Regions from separate parts of the Homo sapiens genome. Here region 2 is linked to region 1. A link is an interaction called in ENCODE POLR2A ChIA-PET data of the cell type or tissue named here. Cell type or tissue: OCI-LY7. All regions are shown on one strand. Each heading gives the region's core, and the rest is flanking DNA. Links, peaks and the distances in the headings are about the cores only.

What was found. ChIA-PET counts read pairs that join two places held together with the same protein. Peaks named below come from ENCODE experiments on the same cell type or tissue, not always from the same donor. Only the 100,000 strongest peaks of a DNase experiment are listed, where the experiment ranks them.
Region 2: POLR2A ChIA-PET joins it to region 1 with 5 read pairs; 7 of 35 experiments call an interaction of 5 or more read pairs at or near these places.

The regions. Positions count from the first base shown.
Region 1 is chr5:66,060,308-66,076,530 of GRCh38, forward strand. It overlaps ERBIN (erbb2 interacting protein), which reads left to right. Exons shown (of 26, transcript NM_001253697.2): 22 at 11,862-11,984; 23 at 14,717-14,923; 24 at 16,009-16,101. Among named protein-coding and RNA genes, the nearest start is that of SREK1, 76 kb to the right of the region's middle. In OCI-LY7, for the core only: no CTCF peak of the experiment used is centred there; no DNase peak of the experiment used is centred there.
Region 2 is chr5:65,929,503-65,945,725 of GRCh38, forward strand. The region is part of intron 1 of ERBIN (erbb2 interacting protein); the gene reads left to right. It also overlaps the pseudogene LOC100303749. Among named protein-coding and RNA genes, the nearest start is that of ERBIN, 11 kb to the left of the region's middle. In OCI-LY7, for the core only: CTCF peaks have their summits at 5,962 and 6,181; a DNase peak (open chromatin) is centred at 8,999; H3K4me3 peaks cover 3,519 bases; H3K27ac peaks cover 4,171 bases.

The sequences.
Region 1 (16,223 bases), core at 5,393-13,392:
TTTTCTAGTTTATTTGCGTAGAGGTGTTTTTAGTTTTCTCTGATGGTAGTTTGTATTTCTGTGGGATTGGTGGTGATATGCCCTTTGTCATTTTTTATTGCGTCTGTTTGATTCTTCTCTCTTTTCTTCTTTATTAGTCTTGCTAGCAGTCTATCAATTCTGTTGATCCTTTCAAAAAACCAGCTCCTGGATTCATTAATTTTTTGAAGGGTTTTTTGTGTCTCTATCTCCTTCAGTTCTGCTCTGATCTTAGTTATTTCTTGTCTTCTGCTAGTTTTTGAATGTGTTTGCTCTTGCTTCTCTAGTGCTTTTAATTGTGATGTTAGGGTGTCAATTTTAGATCTTTCCTGCTTTCTCTTGTGGGCATTTAGTGCTATAAATTTCCTTCTACACACTGCTTTGAATGTGTCCCAGAGATTCTGGTATGTTGTGTCTTTATTCTCATTGGTTTCAAAGAACATCTTTTTTTTCTACCTTCATTTCGTTAGGTACCCAGTAGTCATTCAGGAGCAGGTTGTGCAGTTTCGATGTAGTTGAGCGGTTTTGAGTGAGTTTCTTAATCCTGAGTTCTAGTTTGATTGCACTGTGGTCTGAGAGACAGTTTGTTATAATTTCTGTTCTTTTATATTTGCTGAGGAGTGCTTGCTTTACTTCCAACTGTGTGGTCAATTTTGGAATAGGTGTGGTGTGGTGCTGAAAAGAATGTATATTCTGTTGATTTGGGGTGGAGAGTTCTGTAGATGTCTGTTAGGTCTGCTTGGTGCAGAGCTGAGTTGAGTTCCTGGATATCCTTGTTAACTTTCTGTCTTGTTGATCTGTCTAATGTTGACAGTGGGGTGTTAAAGTCTCCCATTATTATTGTGTGGGAGCCTAAGTCTCTTTGTAGGTCCCTAAGGACTTGCTTTATGAATCTGGGTGCTCCTGTATTGGGTGCATATATATTTAGGATAGTTAGTTCTTGTTGAATTGATCCCTTTACCATTATGTAATGGCCTTCTTTGACTCTTTTGATCTTTGTTGGTTTAAAGTCTGTTTTATCGGAGACTAGGATTGCAACCCCTGCCTTTTTTTTGTTTTCCATTTGCTTGGTAGATCTTCCTCCATCCGTTTGTTTTGAGCCTATGTGTGTCCTTGCATGTGAGATGGGTTTCCTGAATACAGCACACTGATGGGTCTTGCCTCTTTATCCAATTTGCCAGTCTGTGCCTTTTAATTGGAGCATTTAGCCCATTTACATTTAAGGTTAGTAGTGTTATGTGTGAATTTGATCCTGTCATTATGATGTTAGCTGGTTATTTTGCTCATTAGTTGATGCAGTTTCTTCCTAGCCTTGATGGTCTTTACAATTTGGCATGTTTTTGCAGTGGCTGGTACCGGTTGTTCCTTTCCATGTTTAGTGCTTCCTTCAGGAGCTCTTTTAGGGCAGGCCTGGTGGTGACAAAATCTCTCAGCATTTGCTTGTCTGTAAGGTATTTTATTTCTCCTTCACTTATGAAGCTTAGTTTGGCTGGATATGAAATTCTGGGTTGAAAATTCTTTTCTTTAAGAATGTTGGATATTGGCCCCCACTCTCTTCTGGCTTGTAGAGTTTCTGCCAAGAGATCAGCTGTTAGTCTGATGGGCTTCCCTTTTTGGGTAACCCAACCTTTCTCTCTGGCTGCCCTTAACATTTTTTCCTTCATTTCAACTTTGGTGAATCTGACAATTATGTGTCTTGGAGTTGCTCTTCTCGAGGAGTATCTTTGTGGCGTTCTCTGTATTTCCTGAATTTGAATGTTGGCTTGCCTTGCTAGATTTGGTTAGTTCTCCTGGATAATATCCTGCAGTGTTTTCCAACTTGGTTCCATTCTCCCCGTCACTTTCAGGTACACCAGTGAGACGTAGATTTGGTCTTTTCACATAGTCCCATATTTCTTGGAGGCTTTGTTCGTTTCTTTTTATTCTTTTTTCTCTAAACTTCTCTTCACGCTTCATTTCATTCATTTCGTCTTCCATCGCTGATACCCTTTCTTCCAGTTGATCGCATCAGTTACTGAGGCTTGTGCATTCGTCACATAGTTCTCGTGCTGTGGTTTTCAGCTCCATCGGGTCCTTTAAGGACTTCTCTGCATTGGTTATTCTAGTTATCCATTAGTCTAATTTTTTTTCAAAGTTTTTAACTTCTTTGCCATTGGTTTGAACTTCCTCCTTTAGCTCGGAGTAGTTTGATCTTCTGAAGCCTTCCTCTCTCAACTCATCAAAGTCATTCTCCGTCCAGCTTTGTTCCGTTGCTGGTGAGGAGCTGCGTTCCTCTGGAGGAGGAGAGGTGTTCTGATTTGTAGTTTCTGGTTTTTCTGCTCTGTTTTTTCCCCATCTTTGTGGTTTTATCTACCTTTGGTCTTTGATGATGGTGATGTACAGATGGGTTTTTGGTGTGGATGTCCTTTCTGTTTGTTAGTTTTCCTTCTAATAGTCACAACCCTCAGCTGCAGGTCTGTTGGAGTTGACTGGAGGTCCACTCCAGACCCTGTTTGCCTGGGTATCAGCAGCACTGGCTGCAGAACAGCGGATATTGGTGAACCGCAAATGCTGCTGCCTGATCATTCCTCTGGAAGTTTTGTCTCAGAGGAGTACCTGGCCGTGTGAGGTGTCAGTCTGCCCCTACTGGGGGGTGCCTCCCAGTTAGGCTACTTGAGGGTCAGGGACCCACTTGAGGAGGCAGTCTGCCTGTTCTCAGATCTCAAGCTGCGTGCTGGGAGAACCACTACTCTCTTCAAAACTGTCAGACAGGGACATTTAAGTCTGCAGAGGTTATTGCTGTCTTTTGTTTGTCTGTGCCCTGCCCCCAGAGGTGGAGCCTACCGAGGCACGCAGGCCTCCTTGAGCTGTGGTGGGCTTCACCCAGTTCGAGCTTCCCAGCTGCTTTGGTTACCTACTCAAGCCTGGGCAATGGCGGGTGCCCCTCCCCCAGCCTCGCTGTGGCCTTGCAGTTTGATCTCAGACTGCTGTGCTAGCAATGAGCGAGGCTCCATGGGCGTAGGACCCTCCGAGCCAGTTGCGGGATATAATCTCCTGGTGTGCGGTTTGTTAAGCCCGTTGGAAAAGCGCAGTATTAGGGCAGGAGTGACCCGATTTTCCAGGTGCCATCTGTCACCCCTTCCTTTGACTAGGAAAGGGAATTCCTTGACCCCTTGTGTTTTCCAGGTGAGGCGATGCCTCACCCTGCTTCGGCTCAGGCATGGTGTGCTGCACCCACTGTTCTGCACCCACTGTCCGGCACTCCCCAGTGAGATGAACCCGGTACCTCAGTTGGAAGTGCAGAAAACACCCGTCTTCTGCGTCGCTCACGCTGGGAGCTGTAGACTGGACCTGTTCCTATTCGGCCATCTTGGCTCCTCCCAATTTCTCGATTAAGACATTTTTAAAAAGTGAAGATAGTCTCTGTATGTTTAGCTTGTAAAAATTTGTTTTAAATACCTATTTATCAAGGATGATGATCTTGAATAATTTTCTGTTAAATATACTTATCTGTCAGAAACAATACCAATAAAATGTCAATAGAGACATTCGTATTTATATACACACTTATATACGTACACACATAAAACTAACAAAAATAGAAATTTCAATGGAAATTTGGTATTTTCTTCATGATTTCATTATTAATCATCTCTTCTTCAGAAAATATAGTTCAGAAGATTATTTCATAGTTTAGGTAATAACTGGTTCAAAAGATGAAATGTTAATGTACTGCTAGTAATTATCTGTCGGTGAGATTTGGGGACTTTTTGATACATTTCTAAAATGTTTTCATTTTGAAAGATAAAATGGTAATGATAAATGCAATAGTAATCACAGAAGATGGGATTATTCAACAAACAGTGCTTTTTGAAAAACTTACAATTTTGATAAATAGGATTAAGATTAATAGATTAAGGTAAAAGTTATATATCAAGAAGGAATTCTGAAAGCAGAGACAAGGAGTTCAACCTGGTTGAATTAAAGATGTATTTTGAGAACATTTGATAATAAAGTATGAATATTAGAAAGTCATAATATATAAAGTTTATTTGGTATTTACAAAGTGCCAGAAACTACTATCACTGTACAGTTACCTTGCTATACAAATATTTCTCAATTTTCACATGAGTCCTGTGTGATATTTTTATTATCTCATTTTACCATAAGGAAATTTAGGCACAGAAGAGTTAAGTAATTTTCCCAGGATGATATGTGTTACGTAGTGTAGAGGAATGACTTTAAAAGCCTATCAGAAGAATTTCAAGTTGACACAATAAACAAAAGAGAGCCACTATTATTTCCTGAGCATATAGAGTATTTTAGGATATCTTAGGCAAAAGTGTTCAGGATGAATTGATAAGAAGTAGCTTAGGAAACAGTTTCAATAATAAAACAGCCAAATGAGAGATACTTGAGCTGGGGTTTTGGCTCTCGTGGTGATGAGTCTGAAAAACACTTGGGTTAAAATTGTTTAGTTTTAGGGATGGAATGAGAAAAAAGATTGAAGAGGTAGCCAAGGTTTCTGATTTGAGATATTTGGTCATTAACCTTATTTAATTAATTAATTTTTTAAATAGAGACAGGGTCTCACTATGTTGCCCAGGCTGGTCTCAAACTCCTGGCCTCAAGCAATCCTCTTGCTTCAGCCTCTCAAAGTGCTGTGATTACAGATGTGAGCCACCATGCCCTGCCAAATCAATATTTTTTTAAAGTTCTGGTAGTTAAGGAAATGAAGTCTTTAAAGCATTGTGGTATAGTATAAAAGTTTGGCAAAAAATAGCTTAGTTGGTTTTGAATATATTGAATTTGATGTGATGACTGTGTGCAAGTAACATGGAACACAATACGATACTAGGTTTAGTGATGCAAATTTGAGATACAAACCATGTGAATGAGTGAATTTTCCTAGGCAGTAATTATGTGGGATAAGAAAAAAGTGTGTTTTTAAGAGACTGAAAAGATACATTGTTTTAAGTAATGTTAAATTGCTAAGATTGCTAGACATACTTATTATTTCAAAGAGCAGCCCATTCCAATTCAGTGATATGTACACCCTTAAGATTTCTTCACCATCTTTCATCTTTTCCCCTCTTACCCACCATTAACTGCTAGAAATTTATTATTTTAAGGCAGGATGGTTTGAATAACCAAACATTTGTACCTAGATTTTACCTTTGTTCTTCCTTTAACCTAGGTAAGTGGTTTTCAAACTTTACTATATGGGGTCTATAAATAAAACTGTACATTCCGAGTGATTTCAGAGATTTTCAGATTAATTTTGACCTGTGTGTGTGTGTGTGTGTGTGTGTGTGTGTGTGTGTGTGTGTGTGTGTGTGTGTGTGTGTGTGTGTGTTTTGCTTTGTATGTGAACCAGCATCCATTTATTTGTTATCCCATTTTCCAGTAAGGAAATTCAGGCGCAGAATAATTAAGTAATTTTCCCAGGATGATATATATGTTATGTGAAGGAGGGGGAACAACTTTAAAAGCTGGTCTGAAGAATTTCAAGTTGACACAATAAATAAGGTGAAGCCACTGTTACTTCCTGAGCAGATATAGTACTTTAGGTTATATAATGTTAGATGTGGTTCTTTTGAGTTGTCTGAGAGTTTAATGTGATTCTACCACCAGCCTCCTAAAAATAATTTTATTCAGTAAAAATAATCCTTAATATTGAAGCATAATTTGAGTAATTTGCCAGTGAAAATTAACTCTTTATTTCTGCAAGTCTCTCGTGGGGATGCTTTCTTTTCCTATGTTCAAAACATTCTAAAATCATGTAATTCTGAAAATTGTCCCTGTTTTATTTATATAACAACTTTGTGCTACTTTGATGCTTATTCATTAGATGGTGTAATCAGAATGTATGGGCGTTAGAAGCAGATTGAAAGTGCTACATAAATATATTACTAATTAACTACTTTAATAGCAGCAGGATTTAGACTCCAAACTTCATTGATTCAAAGTGGTAGAAGATGATGGAGGATCTCTATTCACTCCCCTACACCCACCATCTTAATTCTAATGGCAAAGTAGACATTTAAAAATTTTACCCTGGGGGCTTTCACAGTGCCTGCCCTACCTCATGAGGTCAGTTCCCAAATTAAAATTTGCTACTTTACTCAGCTGAGAGTTAGTAGTAATAATCTATTGAAGCTTAAGTAGTTTTTAAACCTTTTAATAGTCACCCCTCTTAACCTCCCACTGCCAAAAATAAAAAAAAAAAAACAAAAAAAACTGTACCTGGAATTCAAAGATACAAAGTAGATGTCACCTTGAAAATTTCAAGATTTATTTAATTAATAAGCAAAATTTGAAAAGGAATAAGAACTTTTTATTTCAGAGGTGAATGGTTACTATCAGCATTTACTAACATTCCTTATGAGAACTCAGATATTAAGCATTCCAAACCATAATATGATTAACACAACATGGTAAGTGTTACGTTCACTCGTTATTATACAACTATCAGTATGTAATGAACAACATTGCCCAGGACATTATGCCTAGCATTTAATTGAGCACTCTACAATGTGTTGTGACAGGAAGCAGTTTTACGTGGATGTCTGCACAAACCTGAATTTAAAACCAGACCTGTTTTGAGCTTCAGCTTTATTCATCAGTAAAATATTTACAGTAAGCTCATGTGTTTGGAGATGACAGAGAAAGCTTTGCTACAAGATCTGTCTAAAGGGTTAATCAGGCCACTTGAGTCAATAACACATTAAAGCTCTCTGCACAGCAAATGTGTGTGTCTGTTATTTATGTATGTATGAATGATTTCTTTGTTTTTTTTTATTCCAGTCAAATGTTTATGAAACCTCCAGATTGCCTCGTTAAATCCTTAACCTTGGTGAAATGGTTTGGGAAAATGCAGGTCTGGGCTATAAGTTTAGCTTTTTCTTTAGTCACTACTTTAGATTTCACAGAATAACTGGAAGTGTACATGGTAATTTTATAGATCTTTTTCTTTATGGAATCCTGTATTTCTTGGCATTAGACGTCAACTTCAGATTTTGAGAAGGAATGTATTTGCTAAGAGTAATACAGAAATGCTTGTTATGATATTTCTGTATTAATAACAAGCCATGCTCAAAATGTGGTTTCATCCAGTTTGACCATTAAGCCCTCAGCACTCAGGGACATGACTAAAGGCACTCACATGGAAGAACGGCAGTTCATAACACTGGGAATAAACAAGTGGAACAGCGGGAATCAGGCAGTGTGTTTATTGAGGTACATCTTCAGGCAGTACTGGGATTAGCAATTAGGTATTCATATGAATTCAGTTTGTGAGAGGATTCCATCAATGGCTCTTCAAATTTAAGCAGCAAAGGCCACCACTAACTCCTAAAATATAGTGATCTTTAATACCAGTTTATTTGAATGGGGAAAATTTGCCACACATTTTCTCGTTTTCTTCTTCTTGTAATTTTAGAGCAGCAGGAGCATTTTAAAAGTTATACTCACCAAGCCTGGGCAAGGTGGTGAGACCCTGTCTACATGAAAAATAAAAAAACTAGCCAGGCATGGTGGTGCACACCTGTGGTCCCAGCTACTCAGGAGCCTGAGGCAGGAGGATGGCTTGAGCCCAGGAATTTGAGGCCAGCCTGGGTAACATAGCAAGACCCATGTCTCTTTAAAAAATAAAATTAAAAAGGGTATATCATAAATTCGCGTATGTTAAAACTATTCTCTAATGCAAGATATTTTTCTAAACATTTAGAAATTGAAATGTGGTCCGGCACAGTGGCTCATACCTGTAATCCCAGCAGTTTAGGGGGCTGAGGCAAAAGGATTGCTTGAAGGAAGGAGTTTGAGACCACCCTGGACAAGTGTAGTGAGACCTCGTCTCTACAAAAATAATAATAATAATAATAATAACAACAACTAGCCAGGTGTGGTAATGAGGACCTGTAGTCCTGTCTACTCAGGAGGCAAGATCTTTGAGCCCAGGAGTTTGAAGCTGCAGTGAGCCAGGAGCTTGCTATTGTACTCCGGACTGGGAGTCTACCTCTTAAAAAAAAAAAAAATTTTTGAAGTGGTATTTTTTGCAAATATATTTTGTGTTATGTATATTTAAACACTCAGTTTGTTTAATATGTTAGAATTTGCATAAAATGAAGTAGATTCTCTAAAAATTCATTTGACTTAGAATTACTGGGTGTTGGTAAAATTTATCTTTATATAGAGAAATTAATTTCTGTTCTGTATATGACTTTAGATACACATACATCAGCATATGGCGTCAACTCCTATTTTCTGACATATATATCTAAGATGTGTTAGGAGTAAAGGAAATAGCATTCTAAAAGCAGTTATATGTCTGTACTTTCTTCCTTTGCTTAAACATGTGAATGGTTGTATTTACGTGTAATTTGTGTATATGTATATGTTGTCATATAAATACATGGTAAATGGTTCCAATTTCTTTCACTAATGAAAATTAGTGTTGCATGATACTTCTCTGGTTTTGGGGTTACTTGTAAATAAGTCTACGTATATAACATGTCTCGTGGATTTTGCATGCTACACTAATCTCTGTTAAATCTATCCCCTCTTTATTCAGAGCATGCTGTCAAGGTCCTTTAATTCCAATTTTACTACTGTAAGCAGTTTTCACTGTGGCAGCTCTAGGGATCTGCATGGCAGCCAGGGCAGTCTTGCCTTGAGTGTTGCAGACAGAAGAGGTTCTGGTGGGCACATTTTTCGAGTGAGTACCTACACTAGACCAATACTTTTAGCTTGTAGAAGAGAAAACCCCAAATTTTAAGTGTTTTAATGTTTCCAGGAAAAAAAATGTTTACTCTGGGTTAGAAACCTTGATTTCCTCTGAGTTCTTCCATGGCTTAGTTCTAAATCTTTCTTCAGAGCTGATAAATTCATTATCTCCTGAGTTTCTTTGGTCATAAACTAATGATGTAGTCAGCCCTTGTTTATGCAAAAAAGTGAACAATAGGAATAACTGAGAGATCTTCAAAAACTATTCTTTGTAGTATGTTTTCTCTTAATATTAAACTTTTCTATTCCTAAGGATTTTAAGGCTATGCTATATGTAATCCATAGACCTGTTACAGGGAGGAATAATTTTAACTCCAGTGACTGAGAATTGACTGAGAGAAAGCACTACCCTGAACTAATGTTAATCATAATTCACTGAGCATGATTAACTGTGAGACTGGAGAAATTGTAATAAGTGTCAGTGAAAAGACAAAGCACAAATCCTTTCTTACTCACATTTTACTAAACATTTCCTTAGTAGTGAAGAAGAAAGGTTTATGATTTTAACCAAAATTCAGTGTGGGGGATAAAAAGGCAGAGAAAGAAAGAACAACTCTGGCATGGCCCTGTTTTAAGATTTTTTTCCCATAACAACTTGAAGTAGTAGCATGGTCTCTAGAATATTTCCTTCCGCCCCTCTCCTTCAATCCCGAAAAGACTGTTTTGTCTCTAATAACCCTGTTTTATCCCCTCCCCATAGTTTCCTTGTGAAGTATTTGCTTACTTCTGGGTCCTTTACTTCTACCTGAGCGATGGTATCCCCCATTTTAATATATCCCTGGCTTTCTTCTGGTGTTACAGAATAGGAGCAATCTCCTGGATTCTCTTGGCTCTGGCTGTACCTGACCTAGACGTATGCTGTCCTCTGTCACCTGCCACCATGTGATTCCTATGCTGTTAAGAGTGGCAGCAGTTACGTTGAAACCTCCCAATTTTATTTATTTATTTATTCATTTATTTATTTATTTATTTTGAGGCGGGGTTTTGTTCTTGTTGCCCAGGCTGGAGTGCAATGGCGCGATCTCAGCTCACTGCAACCTCCGCCTCCCGAGTTCAAGCGATTCTCCTGCCTCATCCTCCCAAGTAGCTGGGATTACAGGTGCGCACCACCACACCCGGCTAATTTTTGCATTTTTAGTAGAGACGGGGTTTCACTATGTTGGCCAGAGGTCTTGAACTCCTGACCTCAGATGATCTGCCCGCCTCAGCCTCACAAAGTGTTGGGATTACAGGCATGAGCCACCGCGCCCAGCTAGGAACCTCCCAATTTAAAAGATGAGAGAGAAGGGTGATAACTATCAGTCTCTCATTCCAAGAGTCCCTGGGGGTAAAGATCAGTGGCTTTTATTAACTCAGGGGTAATCTTTGCCATTTATAGTCACCTGGAGCAATTGTATTTTCCACATTCTTTTATAGTAACATTTTGTGCTTGTTTTTTTTTAATTTGGAGCCTTTGAATACATTGAATTTTACTTCTACATTCATGGTGTGCTTGTTCTTTTAAAAAGTAGATAAACATAGTTATACATTCACACTTGAGTTAAAATTTCAAGCTGAGAGCTAAATTCATTTATGTATTCTAAAAGCACATCTCAAAAAGGGAGAAGGAAAATAAAGTATTCATTGCATAAATACACAAAATTAGATCACGTCTAAAAATTCTAAGCCATGGTTTGAACTAACTGCACATGATAGATGTGTTGCGGATATAATTTCTAAGATTAAATTCGAAATCCTTAACTCTATATGTATGCTGTAGTATGTCATAACAAAGTAGATTTTAGATTAATTTTTCAATATGATGATGTAGTTTGCATTTCTATGTTGCTAGCCGTAAACTGTTTTGAATGTAACAATAGTGCTATTTATCACAATCTGTTTTGTTTTCTAAAATATATATAGGGATGTGTTTAGAACTAAAATTGAAGTGAAAAACATATGTGTCTTGCTTCCTGGCATATTTATAATAATAAAATATTCAGGGGCCCTGTGCAGTGGTTCACACCTGTAATCCCAGCACTTTGGGAGGCCGAGGCAGGAGGATCACTTGAGCCCAGGAATTTGACACCAGCCAGGGCAATGTAGGGAGACCCTGCCTCTTCCCCCTCCCCGCCTACAAAAATTAGAAAATTAGCCAGGCATGGTGACACCACAACTGTTATCCCAGCTACTCAGAAGACTGAGGTGGGAGGATTGCTTGAGTCCAGGAAGTCGAGGCTGCGGTGAGCCTTGATCACACCACTGCACTACAGCCTAGGTGGCAAAGTGAGACTCTCTCCAAAAAGAAAGAAAGAAAGAAAGAAATATTCAGGGGTAATGAGATTGAGTCTTATTTTTCCCCTAAAGCTATCAGCTTGGTAAACTATAATACAGGGATATTATTTGGCCTATAAAGATATTAACCAGTTAATTGGTTTTAATAGCATTTCTCCATATCAGTACTTCTGAAACTATTGAACTCATATCAATGTGGCAGAATTAAGCTAAAGCAAATTTTATATTCATTTCACACCCCAATCTTATCCCAATAAAATAAGTTTTGTAAGACTATAAGTGTATTGGTTCTGCTTGTCATTAAAATTTAGGGGAAAAAAATCCCATGGGGTACTGTTCTATTGAAAGAACAGCAGTTAATTTTTTTTTTTTTTTTTTTACCAAAAATCTTTTTATAGTGCTCAACATGAGTGTGTTTTAGTTGGTCTTAAAATTTGAGACTCTAAACTTTGATTAATAACTATATTTGTTGTTCAAAGGTATTAAAAGCTAGGTATTACTGTAAGTAAAACTAAAAGGAAAAAATAACATGCAAAATTCATCTTCTACATGTGTGTATTGTACATAAGTAGATTAACAATATGTTTTCATATAAGCTTTTCATACATACAAAAATATCTTGCTATGTACCTTTGGAAGAAGTGAAAGATACTAATTGATGGCAGTAATGATGGCAGTGTTTGATTTGGGTCTTCATCTTTGCACTATTTGGCAATATTTTTTCCTAATCTTCTCTCAAGTGTCATCCTCTTGGTTTCACATCTTAAAGAACATTATTTGTTTACTTTTTATTTCCTGCTCATTAGAAGCATCCCCAGACATCCAGTTCAGGAGATCCTTGTCAAGATGGTATATTCATTTCAGGACAGCAGAACTACTCATCAGCCACACTTAGTCACAAAGATGTTCCTCCAGACAGCTTGATGAAAGTGGGTGCTCGGGAAAACAAAATGTAGTATCTGTGAGCTTTCTATATTTTGCAGCTTTTGGACTAGATATTATATGTGCTTTAGATGAAAATACTTTTTTGAGGGCTTTCCCCCCTTTATTAGTAAGGATTTTTAAAATATCAGAAATACAAAATAGAATTTGACCCTGTCTACTATTTCTCAGTTCATTTCATGATTTTTCTACCCTGGAGAATTATTTTATTTTTGCATTTAGATTTCTGTTATATAGTACCACCTATTTATTTTTTCATTTGAATCAAGGCCTTTTTGGTATTCCTGATAGTAAAACTATTTGGAGAATTGAAAATGAACTTGTGTTAAACTCTTCATTCTAGGATCTTTTACTATTACTAAAGTCAAATGTAATTACTTCAAATGATAATTAGAAATCATCTTGAAAGACTTTTGTATATGGTAGAATAGATGATGGTTGTGTTTTTAGTACTTTTGTTGCAATTATCTATGTATGGCCAGTGCCAGACAGATAATTTTTTACTATCCTCCCTCAACTATTTTTTCTTATTTTCTTAACTGATTCCATGCCTCTAGTATGACCAGATATAATTATGAAGCATAGTTATTTATTACATAAAACTTCTATGTTGCTCTTCAGAGTAGCTACCTGGTCATCTAATATATAAGTTCATAAGTCATCTAATACTTAAGTTCATCTAATATATAAGTTCTTAAGTTTCTATTATTTTACCCTCTTTTAATTGAGCTTTGTCATCCAGTTTTTTCTCATTACATATATTTTGTGGCTTAGGGTTACTGAGTTTAATACTTTCTAATTTCCTGAGCCATCTGCTAATTGTAGCTTAATATATTCCATGTGTATGTTTAACACTGATGTAGGCAAGACCAAATATTTGGTGTCAGGGAGTCTTAAGGTCAGTAGTAATTGTCACCTGGATTTTACCCAGGAGAAAGATACTGAATTTGCATGTAGGAATAAATGGTATAAACGTAGAGAAAATCATGGGCTATCTGCAGAATTGTATGTAAGTAATAAAGCAACAGCAGAACCAGTTAATTACTCATGGGCAAATCAGTTGCATTAAATCTACAGTGATCAAGTAATAAACAGGTTTTTTTCCTCCAGAAATGTAGGGCTAATATAGCCCTTCATTTTCCTTCTCTCCAACCAATATAAGATTTGTCAGTAACATCCTTGTGTCCTATCACAGAATACCCATGTGTGTTCCTAGACTTCAGAATTTAACTAAGTTCTCAAGTATAACACAGTTTAACAGTGAAATAGAATGCCTTTTTTAAAAATACAAATCTATACCAAAGCTAAACTACTTTATATCTTTCAGCAAGGTTCACCAAGAAAAGCATGCAGTTCTGAAAGTGTTGCCATATCTTTCTGCAAACTTTTCTATTTGGGTTAATTTAGGGAACTGGACCTCAACTATTTCCCTCATAGTTTTCCCATAATTTCCTTGTCTATGAGATTTTCTGTCTGTTAATAACCAACAAGGAAATTATAAGTTAATAGCTGAACCATATTTTTCTACACAAAAATCTTTTTATATGCAAATATTTGTAATATGACTGTAACCTCTTTTTTGTTGTTGTTTAGAGATGGAGTCTCGCTCTGTCACCCAGGCTAGGGTGCAGTGGCATGCTCATAGCTCACTGCAGCCTCAAACTACTGGGCTCAAATGATCCTCCTACTTGAGCCTCCCAAGGAGCTGGGACTACAGGTGTGCACCACCATGCCCAGCTAATTTTTTTTTTTTTTTTTTTTTTTTTTTAGAGATGGGGTCTTGCTGTTTTGCCCAGGCTGATCTTGAACTCCTGGCCTGAAGCAATCCTCCTGTATAGGCCTCCCAAAATGCTGGGATTATAGGCATGAGCTACTGCACCCTGCCTCTTGTTTTTAAGATAGATTCCTCATGCTAACAGAATAAGCTATTAGCCACATTTCTACAAAGGTGATTTTAAGTCAGGTTTATTCTCTAAAAATGAGAGGCATTAAAACAAAGATAGTTCTCTAACAACAACAAACTAATAATTTAAATTTTTTTGCTGTTTACTTTATGAATAGGGTAGAATGTCAACATTTAATTTTTATGGCTAATAGTCTATGGAATTAATAATAAGAGATTATAAACGTTGCTAACATACACACAAGGAATAAATCAGTTTTCTACATAGATAGCTGAATTGACTTGTTAATTTTGGAAAAGAAGGAATAAAAGCAGAAAAATAAATTTGGAAAGAATTTTACCACAAAATTAGTTTTTTTCTGAAGAAAAACGTCAGCAAATGTACCTTTTGTGTATGTGTGTTTGATTTAGTATGGGAAAAGATATGCATCTCATAGACTGGCTTAAATTTTAAAATTTTGGTATACTATGTGCCATTTTAACATTTGGTTATTATAAGATAGATACATCTAAGAAAATACAAGTGTAGCTCACAAAAAAGCAAGTAATTTAAAATGTAGATATGATGTACTTCCATTTGAAAGCTTAAAAAAGTGAGTGTAACAACAAGCACTCAGGAAACTTTAGAATTAAGACATTAATAGCTTATTTCTTTTAAGTTTTAAAATTATAGAAAAATAGTAAGTGGCATGGTATTGTTTGACTTAATTAGAATGTGAAAACTCTAGTGCTTTTGTAATGCTCCAAGAAGAAATCCAAATATTTGAAATAAGACATTATTATTGGTCATTTTAAGATACTTCATGTTTTTCTTAGATGCCTTTGAGTAATGGACAGATGGGCCAGCCTCTCAGGCCTCAGGCAAATTATAGTCAAATACATCACCCCCCTCAGGCATCTGTGGCAAGGCATCCCTCTAGAGAACAACTAATTGATTACTTGATGCTGAAAGTGGCCCACCAGCCTCCATATACACAGCCCCATTGTTCTCCTAGACAAGGCCATGAACTGGCAAAACAAGAGGTAAGAATAATCAAGACTATTTGAAATATGGGACTAAGCTTTTTATGTATTTTTATAGGTTACTTAATTATTAGTAAATCCATACAGAATATTAACGTAGTTATTACCATTTAAAGTTTTATTTTTATGTTACGTTTATAAGGCGTTAAACTTGGTAATTTTTATTTGACTTTGTGATCATGTAACATAGGATTTAGTATTTTGGGCATGATTTATTTATTCTGATACAGTTTCTTTACCAAAACTGGTTGATACTACAGTAGTCAGACATTCCTTAAGAATATAAATAGGAGACCATTAAGCTGAAATTGTTCTGTGACACTTAAAATCTTAATTCCTTAGATTTTGAAATTTGACTACAGACTTCAAACTACTTTGAGTATTTAATCTTAAAAAGTACTTTAAAAGTCAGCGAGCTACACATTCTTATATCTTGATAGTTATTAATAAAATGATAATATTAGAAAGGTAGAGATCAAATGCTTTATTCATTTTGGTTGTGTCTCTGGTGAAAGGGAGTGTTTTATAACACAGTTTTAATTCTTGCATCTTTTTTTTTAGCTTGGTTATAAAAACTCTCAATTGGTCATGTTTTAAAATCCCAACTCCTTTGAAGCCTTTAAACAGATTTGATAAATAAAGAGTTAGTATCATAAAACCACCAGTGGATCTTTTAGATATCTTATGTAACAAGCCACTAAACAGAGATACTGTGTAATTTAGATGTCCCACAAGTGGAAACTGATAATAATATACATGTTTTGTGTTTATGTACTATGTCATATAAAATCTGTGACGTCTAAAAAGTAAAACAGGGTCAATATTAATTGATTCCTTATCCTCATAAGACAAGCAATAAAATTAGGAGCTATGCTTTATATAATCCCAGCTCTGCCTTTAACTCACTAACTCATTAACATAATATTCTATGTTGTATTTCACTTCATCTGACCAAATATTTATTTTTGATGAATTCTTATGTTTATGTTTGCTTGGACTTAACCAATCAGTATTTAAATATGGATGTTGTTGCATTATAACTTTTTCTGAAATAGTAAGTTTCCTTTATTTTCATATTAACTCAGATTCGAGTGAGGGTTGAAAAGGATCCAGAACTTGGATTTAGCATATCAGGTGGTGTCGGGGGTAGAGGAAACCCATTCAGACCTGATGATGATGTAAGTTTTCTTTGTATATTCTTGAAACACCTATAAAGTTTTATTTACCGATTGAATACTTAAATGTAAGTGAAAATCTAATAGATGTTTATGTAAATCTAGGTAGACATCACCTGGATTCC
Region 2 (16,223 bases), core at 4,969-12,968, 130 kb before region 1:
CTACTTGGCTGCTTGCATTTTGACTCTTTGCCTTGCTCATTCATTTCTTGAATTTGTTACATGCTTGCTTCCGTTTTCTTTTTCTGGGAATACATCTCTATTATAAACCTCTAAAGATGTCTTTGTCTTTTCCTCTTTTTTTTTTTTTTTTTTTTCGAGATGGAGTCTTGCTCTGTTGCCTAGGCTGGAGTGCAGTGGCACAATCTCGACTCACCACAACCTCCACCTCCCGGGTTCCAGCGATTCTCCTGCTTCAGCCTCCCAAGTAGCTGGGATTACAAGCGCACATCATCATGCCTAGCTAATTTTTGTATTTTTAGTAGAGACAGGTTTTGCCATGTTGGCCAGGCTGGTCTCGAACTCCCGACCTCAGGTGATCTGCCCACCTTGGCCTACCGAAGTGCTGGGATTACAGGTGTGAGCCACTGAGCCCGGCCTACTGCTAACTCCCATTTTTCAGATTCACTTTTTAGCTGTCTCTTCTTAGGTTTCCTAATTGTAAAAAAGAAACTTAGCTGCTATTCAGCTTTCTCTTCTGATTCCCTTAGCTTCCTATATTTATAGTTAGCTTCATTTACCTAGCCTTATTTTCTCTGTGTTCAGTTGGTCGTTCTTAATTATATTTTGCCATTTCCCTCTTTTCCAAACTGTTAGTCTATGTTTATCACCTCAAAAAACTGTTCAAAACATGCAGTGGAAAAAGTTTATCTGATCTTATTTTATTAGCCCATTTAATTCTGAATATCCCCTTTGCATTTCAACTAAGTGTACATGCTGGTATTTTAACTTTATATTCATCAGTATATTGCTTTGTTTATTTTGAGATGGAGTCTTGCTCTGTCGCCCAGGCTGGAGTGCAGTGGCAAGATTTTGGCCCACTGCAAGCTGCGCCTCCCCCAGGTTCACGCCATTCTCCTGCCTCAGCCTCCCGAGTAGCTGGGACTAGAGGCGCCCGCCACTGTGCCCGGCTAATTTTTTTGTATTTTTAGTAGAGACGCGGTTTCACCGTGTTAGCCAGGATGGTCTTTATCTCCTGACCTCGTGATCTGCCCACCTCGGCCTCTCAAAGTGCTGGGATTACAGGCATGAGCCACCGCTCCCGGCCATTGTTTGTTTTATACTTTGTTTTCTCAGTTTTCCTTTTTCTCTTTAGTGTTCTTAAAATTGACTGTTAAGATAATACCAGGTTGTTATTTATTCTTATGTATTAAGACTTTGTAACCCTCTCTACCTTCTTGTTTTATTATACTTTTGGCCTCTTAAAACATACAGATATATTTCTCTGTTCCTTCTTCTCTGTACCTTCCTCTTCTGTCCTACCTTTCAAGTTAGATGTCTTCTCTGACACAGAATCCCTAAAATTTTGAAATTATCTTTCTTTGATTTCATGAAATAAGCACAATAGTACTCTATCACTCTATTTTTGTCACTTCAAATTTTGTTCCAGACACCATTGAATGAAGGTCTTGCCAGGCTTTAAGTGATAGTGTGGAAGACGATAGAAAAGGAGAATATCTAAAAATTCACTTTGTGGAAGACGATAGAAAAGGAGAATATCTAAAAATTCACTTAATAAGACTCTACTTATCTGGAGGTTATTTATTATAGCTTTAAAAGCATATTGAATGTAGTAGAAAAACTAGAAAATAAAAAATGACATCTCCTTAATCACAACAGGTATGACAGAGTCTGGGGACTTCACTTTTAGGGCCATTATTATTCAGAGCCCATTTACTTATGTACATAATGAGCTGTTTTTGGTTCTTTGGTATCCCAGAAGGCGTGAGAAAGGTACGTTTACAGCATTGTGAAGTTATGACCTGTGGTGTTACAGTGAAGCAATAGAAAAATGGAAAGATGACTGAATAACTTAGAAAATAATCTGGGACAACTTACTTTGAGGCTAAGTGCCTTGTACATTTCATTTCCCTGTAGGAGGATTCACTCTGTTATAATATGGTATAATTACAAGAAATAGTAATAGTCCTAAGGCAGCTGTTCTCAGACTTTTTGGTTTGACTCAAAACAGAAATTAAAAAAAATTAATTTATTTGAAAATAAGCTATTGCATGTTAGTGTAACATTGTTTTAATAAAAATATAATTGTTTTCTAAAATAAATAGCAAAAATAGTGGCAATGTTTTATATTTTTGCAAGTCTCTTATGTTTGGCTTAATAGAAAACAGCTCGATTCTCATATCTGCTTCTTCACTCCATCTGTTACAGTATGTTCTTTTGGCTAAAGTATATGAAGAAAATCCAGCCTTATACAGGTATTTGGTTGGAAAAGGGAGGAAGATTTTCTTTCTTTTCTTTCTTTTTTTTTTTTTTTTTGAGATGGAGTTTGCTCTTGTTGCCCAGACTGGAGTGCAGTGGTGCAGTCTCGGCTCACCGCAGCCTCTGCCTCCCGGGTTTAAGCGATTCTCTTGCCTCAGCCTCCTGAGTAGCTGGGATTACAGGCATGCGCCACCATGTCCAGCTAATTTTGTATTTTTTGTAGAGACAGGGTTTCTCCACGTTGGTCAGGCTGGTCTTGAACTCCTGACCTCAGGTGATCTGCCCGCCTCGGCCTCCCAAAGTGCTGGGATTACAGGCGTGAGCCACCGCGCAAAGTGCTGGTCACAAGGTCAGGAGATCAAGACCATGGACAACACAGTGAAACCCTGTCTCTACTAAAATACAAAAAATTAGCTCGGTGTGGTCACAAACGCCTGTAATCCCAGCTACTCAGGAGGCTGAGGCAGGAGAATTGCCTGAACTCGGGAGGTGGAGGTTGCAGTGAGCCGAGATCGCGCCACTGCATTCCAGCCTGGCGACAGAGCAAGACTCCGTCTCAAAAAAAAAAAAAAAAAAAGACATAAACCTGGGAATATGTAGTGGTACTATTGCAGCTTGAAGGCATTGCCTTTGTTCTTGTAAAGGTGTTAGCTGTTGCAACCATTGCTTTTGCAACATCAGTGTAAAATGTAAATATAATGGAAAAGGGAAAAATGACATTTCAATATTATAAACACAGTTTTGACCTGGAAGGTTCCTTGAAAGTGTCTCAGGGACTTCCAGAGACTGTGGACTTCCAGGGCCTATGGACTGCACTTCAAGAACTTAGGTGGAAGTTGGGATTTATGGAACTTTCATTAATTAAATTTTTTTTCTTGTCTGTTCGTATTGGATTCTGGGAGAGTGTTGAAGCTTGATCTTTAAGCCCACTTACTTGATTTTCATTTGTTTTCAGTTATTTTGTTACTTGTTTTTGGAACAGAGTTTCTAAGAATTCTAGTTTTTCATAGGAGTTATTTTTGTTTTTATTTTTTTGAGACAGGATCTCACTGTGTTGCCCAGGCTGGAGTGCAGTGGCATACTCACGGCTCACTGCAGCCTCGGACTCCTGGGCTCAAGCTATCCTGTCACCTCACCTTCAGCCGAGACTATAGGCATGCACCACCATGCCCGGCTAATGTTTTATTTTTTTTTGTAGAGATGGGTTCTTGCTCTGTTGTTCAGGCTGGTCTTGAACTCCTGGCCTCAAGCAGTCCTCCCTCCTTGGTCTCCCAAAGTGCTGGGATTATGGCATGAGCCGCTGCACCTGGCCCAATTTTGGTTTTCTAGCCCTATTTTTGGTCTGCATGTAACCTTTAATCTCTGAGATGTTCTTTTAACATTGTCTTTTGTTTATTCTACTAACACTACAGAAAATTTGATCTTACTGTGCTTTTGGTGTATGTCATGCTTTTTGTTTTTTCTTCAAATACTAGATTTTCATGGTAGTCAAAGTTTTATATGATGACCTAGTCTCTACTGTATTGGTCATTTAAATATATGTTCCCAGCCCAATGAATCCTTCTTCTGGCTTTGGTGATTGCTTAGAAGAGGAAAGGGAGAAATATTTAACGAGTTTCTCTTTGAAGGTATGTGGGTAGCTTGACCTTTTGGTACAGGTGCTTACTGTTCCTCAGGAGGCAGTCTCCTTTTTTCATAATCACACTGTCCAAGTGTCACATCTCCTACATACATAGAGCTGTACTAGAGGCTTTAGCTACACAGTGTTTTACTATGGTTTTGCTCTCTGGCTGACCGCTCAGGATATGCTTCTCTTAATCCTTCTTGCTAAGAAAACTCATCTTTTTTGGAGATCCCACTTTCTTCTTGTTTTGGGTGTCTGGTTCCTCAAGTGTATTGCATTTTGTTATTTCCCCGACCCCAGCCTACTTTGTATTCTTTATAAATTCCGTTCTGTTCTTATCTGTAGGTATACCCCTCCCAGGTTTTCAGCACTGCTATAGATATTTTTAAATTAAATTTTAATTTTTGAAACAATGACTGACATATGGAAAAGTTTGAACATTTTTTTTCCTGAACCATTTGACTAAGTTGCTAACATGATGCCCTGTCGTCATCCCTAAATATATATTTTTTTTTATTTGAGAGCTCTGTCGCCCAGGCTGGAGTGCAGTGGCGTGATCTTGGCTCACTGCAAGCTCCACCTCCTGGATTCACGCCAGTTCTCCTGCCTCAGCCTCCCAAGTAGCTGAGACTATAGACGCCCGCCACCACGCCTGGCTAATTTTTTGTATTTTTAGTAGAGATGGGGTTTCACCGTGTTAGCCAGGGTGGTCTTGATCTCCTGATGTCATGATTTGCCTGCCTTGGCCTCCCAAAGTGCTGGGACTACAGGCGTGAGCCACCGCGCCCAGCCCGTCACCCCTAAATATTTTAATGTTTATTTCCTACAAACAAGGATATTCTCCTGCATATAATGACATCATTACCATCAAAATCAGAAAGTAAACATGAATATATTACTAACATCTGAACCTCAATTATCCCAATAATGTGTTTTACAGCAAACTATTCCAGTTTGGAATCATGTGTTACATTTTGTTGTCATCTCTTTATTCTCCTTCAATCTGGAATAATTTCTTTCTCTTTTTTTTCAAGGCCTTGACACTTTTGAAGATCTGAAGATGACAGGCCTAGTTATTCTGTAGAATACCCCTCAATTTTCATTTGTGTGATATTTTTCATGATTAGATCTTTGATTAGATTTTTATGATTAGATCTTTGGCAGGGTTATTGTAAAAGTGATGCTGCATTCTTCTTATTACGTCTTATCAGGTGGCAGGCAATTTCAGTGTGTCCTATTATGGTATTCACTTTATGTGATTAAAGTTGTGGCTGCCAGACTTGCCCTTTTTAAGGTATTCATTCCCTGTTTGTAATTAACTAATATTTTGCGGTAGGTGCTTTGAAACTATGTAAATATTTTGTTTTGTTTGTCATATTTTAAATTCACTTATTTACATGTACCTAGGTTTATCTTCGCAAGGACATAATGCATTACTATTTATTTTGGTGCTCAAATTGTTCTTGATTGGCCAGTGAGAACCCCCTGGCTTATTTTCTTTTTTGTTTTTGATACCTCTTCCTTTTTTGAGTACTCCTTGTTTTTTAGCACAATTAGATGTTCTAACATATCTTCTACTTTTCCTGGTTGTTTTTAGTGGAAAATGATACTTAGAAGCCAAGATCTGGGGCTTGTGTACATTGTTGTTTTTAGGGTATTGTTACTCTCAGGCCCTCTTCATATACAAAGCTAGGAAATATTTTTATGTACTTACACATATTTACATCTATTTTTATTTATATATCTATAAATATATACAATGGTCCCTGATTTATACTTCTTTGACTTTACCAGGGGTTTTATTGGGGTACTAAGTGCATTTTCAACCTGTGATATTTTTGGCTTAAATGATGGGTTTATCCAGATGTAAACCCATTGTAAATCGAGGAGCATCTGCATATTTCTATAATGCAATTCTAATCCAGCACCACCAGGTTCACTCTAAGTTGTTTTTTTTCCCCTTTCCATACTTGTAACTTATCTCTAACAGTGAGAAATAGTTTTGTTTCCATATGTTATGTGTGTGAGGAAGTTAAGGTAAACATTTGTTCAAACATTTTTGAGCCAGAAGTGTCTGCAGTCCAATTAATTTCTGAAGTATTTCTAAAGAGATAAAATTCCAAACTGTAAAAAGGCAAGTTTTAATTCCGTGATAAAGTACATTTATGTGAAATATTTCATTCCTTAGTAATTCTTGAGGCGACTGTGAAAGGAGGATGGAAGAAATCCAGTACTTTTACTCTTTACATTGGACAAGTTATTTGTGGAGATAATTGCTCAATTTCAGTATGAGTGCAGTGATTTTGATGCAGTTGTGTTTTTCTTTTTTATTCTTTTTTGGAGAAGGGTCTCGCTCTGTCGCCCAGGCTGTAGTGCAGTGGCATGATCACTGCTCACTGCAGCTTTGAACTCATGGCCTCAATCAATCCTTTCACCTCAGCATCCTGAGTAGCTGAGACTACAGGCATATGCCACCACGCCCAGCTAATTTTTCTATTTTTTATAGAGGTAGAGGTCTTACTATGTTGCCAGGATTGGTCTCCAGCTCCTGGGCTTGAGTGATCCTTCCACCTCGAACCTCCCAAAGTACTGGGATTACAGGTGTGAGCCACTGCACCCAGCTGTGGTTTTCATATATTCAGGTTATATTGTTTGCATGATCCTGAAGTCTTGAAGCACCTAATAATGGTGTTCTTGGAATTTCACACCTTAGGTCACTCTAGACTCTTTGTGGGAGCATGGAGGGAGGTCTGATGGAGGGGGGGTGGGGAGAGGAGGGTATGTTTGTAGTAGGACCAGTGCAAGAAACTAGTGATCTAAAAATGAATCTTGTTGCCAAGGTTATCACACAACCTAGAATAAGTTGGTTTGACTTTCCTCTTCCTTATAGATTTTGGAAGTGATTTAAGAGGCATATCCTTTGAGACTAGAATAAATCTCTCAGTCTTCTAGGAAAAGATAAGGATCTTGGCAGCATCAAATGGATCCTTTGGGTGCCCTATTAATCCCTGGGGACTTCAGAAGATTTAGTTTATTGTCTTGATGCTGACTGCAAAATAGCAGGGACTGTATATAGTAGATGCTTTTTGATTTGTCGTGGATACCTGGTATCAACAGAGGGTCCTGTCTGCTCTTTTAAAAGCCATTCCCAAGCCAGGGACCCTAGGAGTCATCTTTATTTTCCTGACCTTAGTAATTGAAATTTCTGTCGATTCTGTCTTACAAATGTCTACAGAGTGAGACACTTTAGGGTAGGATAGGAAGGCTGGATAAGGTGAAGGGCTTTTGATAGGCAGAGGGTAAAAACAATTACCTTAATCTGTTTTTTCCCCAATTATAAAAATAATCTTGCTGTAAAAATTCAAACATAGAAATATAGAACATAGAAGATGAAAATTCTCCACAATTCCATCTCCCAGATATACTCCGGTATGTGTAGTTAAAATTGATAGCTAGCTAGAATCAAATTCCCTCTGAAGAGTGTGTATCAATTTGTACTTCCATCAATGGTATATAAAATTACCTGTATGCATTTTTGACCAAAATGGGTATTGGTTGTCTTATAATACTTGTGGACATCTGAGAGAGGCAATATAGTATAGTATGTAAGAACATAAGTTTTGGAGTCAGATTGCCTGGATTTAAATCCACGACTTACTAATTATGACATTGAAAAATTAAATGTCAATTCTTTTAGGTATAGTACATATACAGTGTGCCTTTTGTGTTCTACATGGTTTTTATTGATGTGTTGCTTATCCTTATGCATTGGCTCTGGTGTTTGCCATATGGATGCTTAAATTTTAATGTAATCAAATTTGTCAGTCTCTTTATGCCTTTTGGTTTTAATGTTATTATTGGAAAGTATTTGCACCAAGATTATAAAAGTAATAACCTAGCTTTTTAAATTTTGGCTTAAGGAGTGAAAAAATAATCTAGCTTTATGCTCCCCAAATTTCTAACTAGTTGTAGTGCCGTTTGTTGAATAATCGTTTTACTTCTGAAAGTCTGCCTTTATCAATAGTAAATCCCCAAATATGTTTATACTATGTCAGGATTTTCTTTTTTTTATTTGTTGTGTTTTTTATGATACTATGCTATTTTGACCTCTCTCCCCTTCATTGTATATTTAATATCTGGAAGTGTTGCTTTGTTACTCTGCTTTTAAATGAATTTTCCAGGTGGACATGAATCATTTTTATCAGCTTCTAAAAATAATTCTTGGCCGGGTGCGGTGGCTCATGCCTGTAATCCCAGCACTTTGGGAGGCCGAGGCGGGCGGATCACGAGGTCAGGAGATCGAGACCATCCTGGCTAACACGGTGAAACCCTGTCTCTACTAAAAATACAAAAAAATTAGCGGGGTGTGGTAGCAGGCGCCTGTAGTCCCAGCTACTCGGGAGGCTGAGGCAGGAGAATGGCATGAACCCGGGAGGCGGAGCTTGTAGTGAGCCGAGATCGTGCCACTGCACCCAGCCTGGGGGACTGAGCTAGACTCCCATCTCAAAATAATAATAATAATAATTCTTGGTGGTATGTTGATTGAGAGGGTCTGCATTTGTAGATTAATTTAGAAGATCATTGATAACTTTACGATAGCATATCTCTTTCTAGGAAGATAGATTTCCCATTTATTTGATGTTTGATGCCCTTTAGTGGCATTTATGATTTTCATCTTGTCATATCTGTGTTTCTTGTTGATACGCATATTTGTTATTTTTAAGAAACCATATATTTTTGTTATATTTATTTCTAAAAACATTTTGGAGGGAGGGCAAGGGCTTCTGTTTTTATGAGGCTATTTCATCAATTGCATTATTATCTGGCTATTTAAATAAAGGAAGCAATTGAGTTTCATGTTTATTATCTACTATAGTGATGACTTTTGAAGAATTGCTTTTAGTATTTTAGTTGATATGTTTGTATTTTCTGGGTGTATAGTAATAGATTCGTGAGCAGGCATAGGTCTTTTTTTTTTTTTTTTTTGAGACAGGGTCTCGCTCTGTCACTCAGGCTGGAGTCAGTGGTGTGATCATAGCTCACTGCAGCCTTGACCTCCTGGGCTGAAGTGACAGGTGTGCACAACCCAGTTTGCATATTTATTTGTAGAGATGTGGTCCCACTCCGTTGCCCAGGCTAGGGCTGATTCTGTTTTGTTTTTTTTCTTGAGACGGAGTCTTCCTCTGTCACCCAGGCTGGATTGCAGTGGCGCAATCTGGGCTCATTGCAACCTCCACCTCCTGGGTTCAAGCGATTCTTCTGCCTCAGCCTTCCAAGTAGCTGGGACTACAGGTGCACGCCATCATGCCTGGCTAATTTTTGTATTTTTAGTAGAGACGGGGTTTCACCATATTGGCCAGGCTGATCTCGAACTCCTGACCTTATGATCTGCCTGCCTCAGCCTCCCAAAGTGCCGGGATTACAGCTGTGAGCCACCGCGCCCGGCCAGGACTGATTCTTTTAAGTAGAAATTGGTCCCTGCTACTACTCTTCTGCCCCTTGAAGGTGTCATCAGTCATATGAGAATGGCCTCTTCAACCTTGTTGTTCCTGAACTGGATTTTTATTTATCTCTAAGAAATTAATACTAATTATAAACATTTTCTTTGAACTGCTTAGTATTTAGTGTGATGTACAGTAATAGAGCTGGCCCGCTTTATCCATGGGTTACATATGTATGGATTTTGTAGTCATGAATTCAACCAATCATGAATTGAAAATAATTTGAGAAGAAAATCAATAAAAAAATACAATAGCCAGGCATGGTGGCTCACACCTGTAATCCCAGCACTTTGGGAGGCTGAGGCGGGTGGATCACGAGGCCAGGAGGTGGAGACCAGCCTGACCAGTATGGTGAAATCCCATCTCTACTAAAAATACGAAAATTAGCCGAGTGTGGTGGCGTGTGCCTGTAGTCCCAGCTACTTGGGAGGCTGAGGCAGAAGAATTGCTTGAACCCGGGGGGCAGAGGTTGCAGTGAGCCGAGGTTGCGCCACTGCATTCCAGCCTGGGCAACAGGATGAGACTCCATCTCCAAAACAAACACCAATAAAGAACAATACAGATCCAGCCCAGCATCTTCACCAAGAGAGGTGCCTCCGCTCTCCCTCTCCCTCTCCCTTTCCCTCTCCCCCCTCTCCCTCTCCCCACGGTCTCCCTCTCCCTCTCTTTCCACGGTCTCCCACTGATGCCGAGCCGAAGCTGGACTGTACTGCTGCCATCTCGGCTCACTGCAGCCTCCCTGCCTGATTCTCCTGCCTCAGCCTGCCGAGTGCCTGCGATTGCAGGCGTGCGCCACCACGCCTGACTGGTTTTCCTATTTTTTTGGTGGAGACGGGGTTTCGCTGTGTTGGCCGGGCTGGTCTCCAGCTCCGAACTGCGAGTGATCCGCCAGCCTCGGCCTCCCGAGGTGCCGGGATTGCAGACGGAGTCTGGTTCACTCAGTGCTCAATGGTGCCCAGGCTGGAGTGCAGTGGCGTGATCTCGGCTCGCTACAACCTCCACCTCCCAGCCGCCTGCCTTGGCCTCCCAAAGTGCCAAGATTGCAGCCTCTGCCCGGCCGCCACCCCGTCTGGGAAGTGAGGAGCGTCTCTGCCTGGCCGCCCATCGTCTGGGACGTGAGGAGCCCCTCTGCCTGGCTACCCAGTCTGGAAAGTGAGGAGCGTCTCTGCCCGGCCGCCATCCCATCTAGGAAGTGAGGAGCGCCTCTTCCCGGCCGCCATCCCATCTAGGAAGTGAGGAGCGTCTCTGCCCGGCCGCCCATCGTCTAAGATGTGGGGAGCGCCTCTGCCCCGCCGCCCCGTCTGGGATGTGAGGAGCGCCTCTACCCGGCCGTGACCCCGTCTGGGAGGTGAGGAGCGTCTCTGCCCAGCCGCCCCGTCTGAGAAGTGAGGAGACCCTCCGCCTGGCAACCGCCCCATATGAGAAGTGAGGAGCCCCTCCGCCCGGCAGCCACCCCGTCTGGGAAGTGAGGAGCATCTCCGCCCGGCAGCCACCTCGTCCGGGAGGGAGGTGGGGGGGTCAGCCCCCCGCCCGGCCAGCTGCCCCGTCCGGGAGGGAGGTGGGGGGGTCAGTCCCCCCCCCCCCGGCCAGCCGCCCCGTCTGGGAGGGAGGTGGGGGGGGTCAGCCCCCTGCCCGGCCAGCCGCCCCGTCCGGGAGGTGAGGGGCGCCTCTGCCCGGCCGCCCCTACTGGGAAGTGAGGAGCCCCTCTGCCCGGCCAGCCGCCCCGTCCGGGAGGGAGGTGGGGGGTCAGCCCCCCGCCCGGCCAGCCGCCCGGTCCGGGAGGGAGGTGGGGGGGTCAGCCCCCCGCCCGGCCAGCCGCCCCGTCCGGGAGGTGAGGGGCGCCTCTGCCCGGCCGCCCCTACTGGGAAGTGAGGAGCCCCTCTGCCCAGCCACCACCCCGTCTGGGAAGTGTACCCAACAGCTCATTGAGAACGGGCCATGATGACAATGGCGGTTTTGTGGAATAGAAAGGGGGGAAAGGCGGGGAAAGGATTGAGAAATTGGATGGTTGCCATGTCTGTGTAGAAAGAGGTAGACACGGGAGACTTTTCATTTTGTTCTGTACTAAGAAAAATTCTTCTGCCTTGTGATCCTGTTGATCGGTGACCCTACCCCCAACCCTGTGCTCTCTGAAACATGTGCTGTGTCCACTCAGGGTTAAATGGATTAATGGTGGTGCAAGATGTGCTTTGTTAAACAGATGCTTGAAGGCAGCATGCTCATTAAGAGTCATCACCACTCCCTAATCTCAAGTACCCAGGGACACAAACACTGTGGAAGGCCGCAGGGTCCTCTGCATATGAAAACCAGAGACCTTTGTTCACTTGTTTATCTGCTGACCCTCCCTCCACTATTGTCCTATGACCCTGCCAAATCCTCCTCTGTGAGAAACACCCAAGAATGATCAATAAAAAAAAAAAAAAAAAAAGAACAATACAAATAACAACAATATAGCAATTATTTATGTAGCATTTGCATTGTTTTAGGCATTATAAGTAATTTAGAGATGATTTAAGGTATATGGGAGAATGTGCATAGGTTATATACAAATACAACACCATTTTATATGAGGGATACTTGGAGCATCCTCAGATTTTGGCATATGTGAGGGTTCTGGAACTAATCCCCCATAGATACTGAGGGATGACTGTAATTATGTATATCATTAAATGACAGTTATTTTGAGCCTTTATTTAATTATTGTAGTAGGCTTGATGTAATTTACATGTATGATAAACATGTAAATGTGTGACAAGGAAAAGGATCTTTGTCACTACTTATACCCTAAGGTTTATTTTTGTCCCATGTGTTTCATAGACCTTAACCTTACCCTTTCTTGTAGTATTTTTTTTTTGAGACGGAGTGTCGTTTTGTCGCCCAGGCTGGAGTGCAGTGGCACGATCTCTGCTCACTGCAAGCTCCGCCTCCCAGATTCACTCCATTCTCCTGCCCCAGCCTCCTGAGTAGCTGGGACTACAGGTACCCGCCGCCACGCCTGGCTAATTTTTTGTATTTTTAGTAGAGATGGGGTTTCACCATGTTAGCCAGGATGGTCTCGATCTCCTGACCTCGTGATGCGCCCGCCTCGGCCTTCCAAAGTGCTGGGATTACAGGCGTGAGCCACTGCGTCTGGCCCTCTTTCTTGTAATATATTTAACAGATAATTTTGTGTGAATGATAGGTGTGTTCCCCAGAATACTGATGTTTTCCTCATACTCACTCACTATCACTGTAAATGACTAGTCTGGAGTACCACCTCTTTTTTCTTTTTAATTAGTACAACAGGAAGCTGTTAGACCAGTTGGAGAAGTGAAATGTGGAGGTAATTTAGCTTATTAATGACATAACTCAGATTAGAAAAAGAAATCCAAGTTTCCTGACTCTGTTGGTTTTTTTTGCTTATTATACCAGCATTTTCCTAGGTATGTTCTGAAGAATACAGTTTCTTTAGAATAATACTATTTCCCAAAGATTTTTAATAGGTGTTAGAGAAAAAAAGAGTTTTGGGCTCATCTAAGTGAGGAAATTCTGAGTTGATAGACCTGGTTTTCCATCTTCTCTTTGGCGGACGCCAGTTTGTTATAGATGATTATTTTTTTAGTTTAGAAATAACTGGATACAGCTTAATTTACAAAAAAAGTTTACATCAATATTTGAGCCAAGAAGTTTCAGAGAAAGATTTATCCTTAAAGTAGTGTGTAATTCTTCATGATCTCAAGTTTTAAAAAATAGACTTAAGGCTGGGTGCAGTGGCTCATGCCTGTAATCCCAGCACTTTGGGAGGCTGAGGCAGGCGGATCACTTGAGGTCAGGAGTTCGAGACCAGCTTGGCCAACATGGTGAAACTCTGTGTCTACTAAAAATACAAAAATTAGCCGGGTGTGGTTGCGCATGCCTGTAATTCCGCCTACTCGGGAGGCTTGAACTCAGGAGGCGGAGGCTGTGGCGAGCTGAGGTCACGCCAGTGCACTCCAGCCTGGGTGACAGAGCGAGACTCCGTCTCCAAAAAAAAAAAAAAAAATAGACTTTAAGTTTTTTGAGTAGTTTCAGGTTTACAGAAAAATTGATTAAGAAGTGTAAAAAATTCCCAAACCCTCCTTCTCCATTTCCCCTATTATTAACATCTTGCATTCATGCAGTATATTTGTTAGAATTGATAAGCCAATAGTGATACATTATTATTAGCTAAAGTCTATTGTTTATATTAGGCTTCACTCTTTGTGTTGTACATTCTGTGGGTTTTGACAAATGTATACATGTCCCTGATTGTTGCTGATAATGGCAACAATCTGTTCAGTAGTTATAGCTTATGGATGAGCGAAATGAATTACAGGAATGTTAGAAGGGATGAGAAGGAGGAATTGGGAATACTCTCTAATCAGGCACTTGCATTACCTAAGATCAGATTACTTTTTTACTGACAGCATATGTGGGAATAATGTATTACTGATGTTGAAATTACCTGTATTGAATCTTTGGAAGCAGATTTTTAAAGTTATCTCTTCTTTAAAAATGATTATCAACATTTGGTAATCCATGTTCACAATTTCTGGAAAACTGAAATTTGAATGTTGGCGTGTTTTCATTCTGAGAAATGATTTAAATGAAAGTAGAAGCTCTCCCATCATTACTTTTTTTAAGTCATTGCTCTACAGCTCTTAGTTGGCCTCTTTGTGTACATCCTGTTCATCCAAGTCCAACTCAAGTACCATTATTTCCACTGAAACTTCCACCCAATGTTTAAAATTTCCCTTCTTTGGATTTATATATTTTTCTTCTGAACTTTTTTGTTGTGATAAAATACAAATAAAATATCTTAACCATTTTTAAATGTATTCTACACTGGTATTAAGTACATTCATATTATTGTATACCCTTCACCACTGTTCATCTCCAGAACTCTTTTCATTTTGCAAAACTTTAACTCTATACCCATTAAACAATAACTCCCAAAGCCTCCTAGCCGCTGGCAGCTACCATTTAACTTTCTGTGTCTATTATTTTGACCAAGTACCTCGTGAGTCACTTAGCATATTGTCCTCAAGGTTCATCTGTGTTTCAGCATATGTCAGAATTTCCTTCCTAAGACCAAATAATACTCCATTGTATGTATATACCACATTTTGCTTATCCATTCATCTGTGGGTAGACACTGGGGTTGATGCCATATTTTAGCCATTGTGGATAATGCTGTATGAACATGGGTCGATAAATATCTCCTTGAGACCCAGCTTTCATTTCTTTTGGATATATACACCGAAGCGGAATTGCTGGCTCATATGGTAATTCTGTGTTTAGTATTTTTTTTTTTTTTTTTTTTTAAGGAACCACCATATTGTTTTCCACAGTGGCTCTACCACTGTATATTTCCACCGAAAGTATACAAGAGTTCCAGTTTCTCTACATCCTCACCAACACTTGCTATTTTGTTTCTTTGATAATAGCAATCCTAATGGGTGTGAGGTGGTATCTCATCATGGTGGTTGTTGGTTTTTTTGTTTTTTGTTTTTTGTTTTGAGGCAGAGTTTGCTCTGTCACCCAGGCCAGAGTGCAGTGGTGCAATCTCGGCTCACTGCAGCCTCCTCTTCCTCCCATGCTCAAGCAATCCTCCCACCTCGTCCTCCCAGGTAGCTGGGACTATAGGCATGTGCCACCCTACCTGGATAATTTTTGTATTTTTAGTAGAGATGGGGTTTCACCATGTTTGCCAGGCTGGTCTTGAACTCTTGGGCTCATGTGATCCACCTTGGCCTCCCAGAGTGTTGGGATTACAGGTGTGAGCCACTATACCTGGCCTTATTATGGTTTTGATTAGCATTTCCTTGATAATTAGAGATGTCGAGTATCTTTATATGTACTTTTTGGCTATTTGTATATCTTTGGAGAAATGACTATTCAAGTTCTTTGTTTTTGAGTTGGGTTGTTTTTTAGTTGTTGAATTGTAGTAGTTAATATATTTTCAATCCCAGTCTGTTACTAGATACATGATTTGCAAATATTTTCTCCCATTCTCTGGGTTTTATTTTTACTCTCTTGATAGTCTTTTTAAGAAATCAAAAAGCAAATATCAAATTTAAAGAAAAAAATGGAGCAAATGATCTCCTGAAAAAATTCTGTATCTTGATCACATTTATTGGAATGGTTGGAGAAAAATAAAAATACCTCTTAGCTTAGGAAGTTGTGAGTTATCTGCAAATCTCCTCAGTTTAGGAGTGGAAGAATCGTGGAGTCATTTATTTCAAAATGTATGCAGGTTTCTCTTTTGAATGTCTTACAGATTTAAAGAGGCCATTGAACCAAGTCTTGTATTTTTCTATACAGGATAAATTCCTTGTTTCAGCCAGCTGTCAGTGGAAGGCAACTAGTATGACACCATCTCCATGGACAAAGAATGTTGGAATATTCCATTTCATTGATTTATATATCTCTTTATCTGTTTCTTCATTAGTTTCTATAGTAGTCACCGTTTCTTCCAATGTCATTTAAATGTTGATCACATGCCTGTAATCTGCTTTTAAGTTCTTGGTCATTTCTCATTTTCACATAAATTTGTTCATCCAGGATGAGCCTGATGGAGATCCAGGAGCTCCTTTATGGTGCTGGTAATTTGTTTTGGGTCCATGTTGCCTGCCGTATTTCAAACACTGCACCCTTTTCCTCCTCTCTCGAATAGTGGCTTTGGATTTATAACTTAAAAACTGCTTAGCCATTCAATTTAAAACTTAAATATATAAACTATTTTATGTAGTTTTCTAATTGTTCTTGGATATTTTAGTTGCTTTAGCTAATTTTCTTTTTAAAATAAAAATAAAGTTAAAATT